Regions from separate parts of the Homo sapiens genome. Here region 2 is linked to region 1. Evidence: chromatin loops called from intact Hi-C (ENCODE). Cell type or tissue: CD14-positive monocyte. All regions are shown on one strand.

Evidence for each region. Peaks named below come from ENCODE experiments on the same cell type or tissue, not always from the same donor. Only the 100,000 strongest peaks of a DNase experiment are listed, where the experiment ranks them.
Region 2: it touches region 1 in a loop (2.6-fold over the local background); 7 of 110 quality-filtered maps call a loop at or near these places.

Annotation. Positions count from the first base shown.
Region 1 is chr7:50,355,378-50,357,877 of GRCh38, reverse strand. The region is part of intron 3 of IKZF1 (IKAROS family zinc finger 1); the gene reads right to left. Among named protein-coding and RNA genes, the nearest start is that of IKZF1, 52 kb to the right of the region's middle. In CD14-positive monocyte, no CTCF peak of the experiment used is centred here; DNase peaks (open chromatin) are centred at 297, 1,187 and 1,947; H3K4me3 peaks cover 2,194 bases; H3K27ac peaks cover 2,447 bases.
Region 2 is chr7:50,229,173-50,231,672 of GRCh38, reverse strand. No RefSeq gene overlaps it. Among named protein-coding and RNA genes, the nearest start is that of IKZF1, 74 kb to the left of the region's middle. In CD14-positive monocyte, CTCF peaks have their summits at 1,232 and 1,441; no DNase peak of the experiment used is centred here.

The DNA of each region.
Region 1 (2,500 bases):
GACAGTAGAAAAGAAAAGTGGAGGCCAAATTCGAGGCACTCCAAAGCCCATTTCTTAACTCGTTGCCTCCCTCCCACTCCGTGTGTCCTGAGCTAACTTCTCCAAGTCTTCGCGTCCTAGCTGTTAATGAGTTTATGAAATGAGGCCCTCTGAATAGCCCACACTACACATCAGGGAGGACCATCTCCAACTTGGGCATTCCACAGATGTGTGTGCAAACCCCGAGGGAGTCTCCAGAGAAATTATAGAGGGAAAATCCAAGATCTGTCCAGGGATGTTGCAATTTATAAACAGCAGGAGGAAGATGCACCGAAACTCACGTGCCACGGTGCACAGCAGCCCTGGGTACTGGGAAGCAGCACATGTTCTTAGGAAGACTAAGCCATGCCAACTGGAGGGAGGGGTGGCAGGGGGGTTGTGAGAAGTCACAGAAGGGTGACATTCAAAATGAGAAGCAGGAAGAGGGAATCTCAACAAGTGGAGGTGGGGGGCTACAGCAGGGTCAGCAGTGGACTTGGCGGTGGGGGGGTGGTGGGGTGGTGGCTGGCTCAGAGAATCATGGGGACAGTCATGCCCAGGATGCAGGGCCTGGTTCCAGAGGCCTTGGAAGCTGAGATGAAGTCCCCAGGCAACAGGAACTGTGAGAGGTCCCTGCTTGTGGGGGTCCTGTGGTGGGAGGTGGTTTAAGGGAACTGGTCTGGGGTTGGGATGGAGATGCCTAGAAGAAGGAGTCGGTTATAACACTCCACAGGCAGAGAGAGAGAAGTGGGAGACCACCAGGGTGGGCTGGGGAAGTAGGAGGATCACAAGTGGAATCACACACCCATGGCCCTCCGAAGCCCGGTGAGTCGGCAGTCAGGGGTGCAGTCATCCTGCTCTCGGTTACTCTAGGTTTTAGAGCACCACCAGCCCAGCGACCACGAGACCCCAGCTTCCAGAAGACCGGACAGTCGGGCCTTCTGCCACCCCGTGATCTTCCGCCCTTCCCTCCATATCCAGAGACACCGTCCCACCCTGGTCTCCAGGAGGTAGGGCCCAAGCACAGCGATTGTGACACTGTGCTTGTGTGTCATCTTGTAACTGGGTTTCCACATCCTCCTGGCTATATTGTAAAAGCCCTAGAAGAGGAACAAGAGCAAATAATGAAATATAGGAATGCAGGAAAAGAGGAAGCCGCCGCGAGATACCAGCCCAACCGAAATACAAAGAATTATGGAGAAGTGACAGAAAGGGAAGTAAGAGTAAGGAATTGCATTGAGTAGCTTAGCAGAGTGCGTGCGCACACACACAGACAAAGCCATGCACACGCACAGACACACAGCCGTGCACACACAGACACACCCCACAGACACACATGTACACACAGACACACACAGAAACACAGGCACAAAGACACACTCACACACTCTCACAAATTCACACACACACAGCCTTTCTTGGGTCTAAATTAAACTGCTAGAAGAGTATGAGCTCATAGTTGTCAGCCTTGGAGGGACAGTAACAAGTTCACTCTATGGTCCAGATGGCTGAGAGAGATCATCCAAGTGCGCTGGCTCCAGACCATCTGTCCCCACAGGGTACTAGATCCAGAAGTTCCTGATAGTTCTAGAAGGCCATTCTGTTATTTTTCTTTTGTATTTAAAAAGCCAGAGTTAAAATATGGTAAAACTTCCTTACATTATAATCAAAAACTTAATTTTAGGGCTGAGACGCAAAGTGGACTAATGGAAAAGAAAACATAAATCTATCGGGGTAGATGCGTTTAGGGACCCCCACATCATTTTTTAAGCGAGGAAAACAGGCAAGGAGAGAAAAGCCTGAAACTGAGGGAAAATGAGAACAACACAGTGAATTAACCCATCTGTGGCATTTTCTGTTCGTGGAGATAACCAGTGGCAGAGCTCTGAGTCAAAGACATCCCCACTGAAGGAGCGTGGAAGTTGCTGAGAAAAAGTCCTTATCTAGCATTTTCACAGGCATGTGGCAGGAGGGGCAGGACAGCCGGGAGGCCTCCAGCCTGCTCTGCTCACTGTGGCCTCGGAGTTCACAGGGAACGCTGCCTCCCTAGGGCAGGTTTTTAAATGAATGCACCGCTTTCCCTCTTCCTTATTTTCCAAGAGAAACACTGGCTAGCCCCAGAACTCTCATTGTTCTTAGAGGAAACTGCTGAATATCTGTTGGAATTAAAATTTGACTGGGACTTTCTGAGGACTGTTTCTTTCCATTTATTTATTTATTTATTTATTTATTTATTTATTCGCAAGCTAACACATTAAACTTTGGAGTGAATTAAGAGAGACTGCAGATTCAGTAAAATTTGGACAAGAGCATTGGCCACAGCCTCTTAGCACGCAGCCCAGTGGGCACAGGGTTTCCAGTGGATGGTGTGGCCCTGCAGAGCGGGGCACACCTAGCCAGGACTCTCTTGTGCTCTCGCCTCCCATCCGGCGGCCAGGCCTCAAGGCGGGCGTTGGCCGGTACCCCAACCCATCCTTATACA
Region 2 (2,500 bases), 130 kb after region 1:
TAGGTGGGAATTGAACAGTGAGAACACTTGGACACGGGAAGGGGAACATCACACACTGAGGTCTGTCGTGGGGTGGGGGATGGGGAAGGGATAGCATTAGGAGATATACCTAATTAAATGATGAGTTAATGGGTGCAGCACACCATCATGGCACATGTATACATATGTAACAAACCTGCACATTGTGCACGTGTACCCTAGAACTTAAAGTATAATAATAATTACAAAAAAAGAAAATAGGATAACATTAGGTGCAAAAACTATTCAAACCAATAAGAGATTTTAGCAAATTGGACAGACATGAGGAACTTTCTTAAATATTAACAAATAAATAGCTGGAAAAATATTTTTAGAAGATCTGATTGACAGGGCCAACATAAGAAAAAATGAAAACTATTATAGTAAATATATGAAAACAAAACAAGAACACTTCAGACCTTTGCTACTGGACAGAAGAGAAATGCTTAAGTAAATGGACAAGCCAGATTAGGGCAGTGCCCCTCACCAGGCAGAGGGAGTACGATGGAAGACAGAAATCAGATATCTGTTCCCCAGAATCTGATTTGCTATAAGGAGAAGCTGGAAGTCTCAGCCTTGATCTTCTACCTCCTCCTATACTGGGAAACACAGTCTGGCCTGTGGAAGCTTGGGCCTTAGGGCTGGAACTCCAACCACTAAGAAGTTTCTCAACTATGCAGTCTTCCTGAGTTTATGCAGGAGGGAAGAGAAAGCCCAGTTTAGGACTCACGCTCTATGCCACATTCTCTAGTCTATCTGTTATTACTGCAGTGTTGCAATTGTTGCTTTGCCATTTAATAAAGTGAGCAGTTGTTTTTCATGTAGGGAAAATGTGGTACTCAATTCTTAGGTTCAAACATCTATGACTACCCTCCCAAACCCATAACTACATTTTTTTTTTTTGAGTTCACTTCTTCTTAAAAGACAAAATGAAGGTAACGATCTATAGAAAAATAGCCCAGGTCTGACGTCAAAAGGGGCAAAAAAAGTTTGTTGCCTATTTTGTAACTCTTGAGCAGATTTTTCCCTTTTTAAAACTCTGTTTTTTTTTAAATCTAGAATGTATTCAAGTATTAATTTTTTAACCAATGTTTATATTAACTTGCTATGTGCTAAGTACTATGTTAAGTGTGTGGATAAAATGAAGACTATATATGTGTATGTATATATGTATTTGTGTTGTCTTGTATGTATGCACACACATGTATATCCCAATTAAGAAAAGTACTTATATAAGGAAAAAAGACAGTAAAAGAACACATGACAATTCTGGGAGGTAGTATTACAGGTGATTTTAAGATTTTTTTTTCAAATGCTTATAAAGAGCATGGATTATTATTTATTATCTAGAAAAATATTTTGGGGAATTTTTTAAAGCTATAGAGATTTGAATTGCTGAATTGCAATCTCTATTGTTCGCTTCATGCATGAATTCCACATTAAATGGGAACTCGATTTGTAAAAACCACTGTCAGAACATGATTTAACACTACTGCCAGCTGGTGGTGGGTTACTATAATTGCAGGTTTAGTTATTTTATGCCATGACTAGCTTCTAGGTAAATTTGATTCCTGAATTCTTCTCTTCCGTGACATGTCATGGTCAGAGGCACATGTCATCCTATTAGATATCTTATTTATTTAATGGAGGAGAGCTGTGTTTGAGCTCTGATGAGCAGCCTGGTCTTCAAAATACCCAATCATCCACTCGTAATGGGGTTTCCCTAAAAAGATGCATTAAAAATGGTTTGGAGACAGGGAAACACATTATAAAATTAACAGACTAGCCCTGGCAAGAAATAACAAGCCCTGGCAAGAATAGAGCCTTGCCTAAATTAACCAATGATCTTTCTTTCCCTTGCCTCTGGATAGTTCTCCAAAGCAAGGTAATTTGTTTCTTTCCATCCTGGGTCCTTTATAGGCTAGGGTCTAAATATTGACCTCTCAGTTTTCTATACATATTACCATTTTTGCACCCAGCTGATCTCTGGATGATTAAATTTTTCCAAGAATATCTTCATTAAGCCTCTCTTATGTAAAAAATAAAATCTCTAGAGATGATTTTTGATTCTTAAGCCTCATAAAGCCAAAACCAAACAAAATCAATACCAACTCCTCTCAGACTACATATTGTAATTTTTCCACCCTGGATGAAATTGGTGTTCCTAACAAAATTTCCTTAAATAGTTTGATCATTCCTGCACCCTTCCTCTTTCCCATCACCCCCATCACCAAGTTCCAGTTCAGGGATGCCTAGTCCATGTTTTAGAATTCTAACTTACCTTTGAAAATTTCACCAGAAGGAAAGAATTTAATGTTTCCAATTAATCAATAACATAGACTGAAGATGAAGATGGGGGATCACTAAATAAACAAGTGAGGAAAAAGTAAACACAAACACTGAGTTTTCCCAAAGCTAGGTGCATGTTTTCTTATATGTTTACACACCAAATATTGGAATGCAGAGCATGATCTGTATGTGA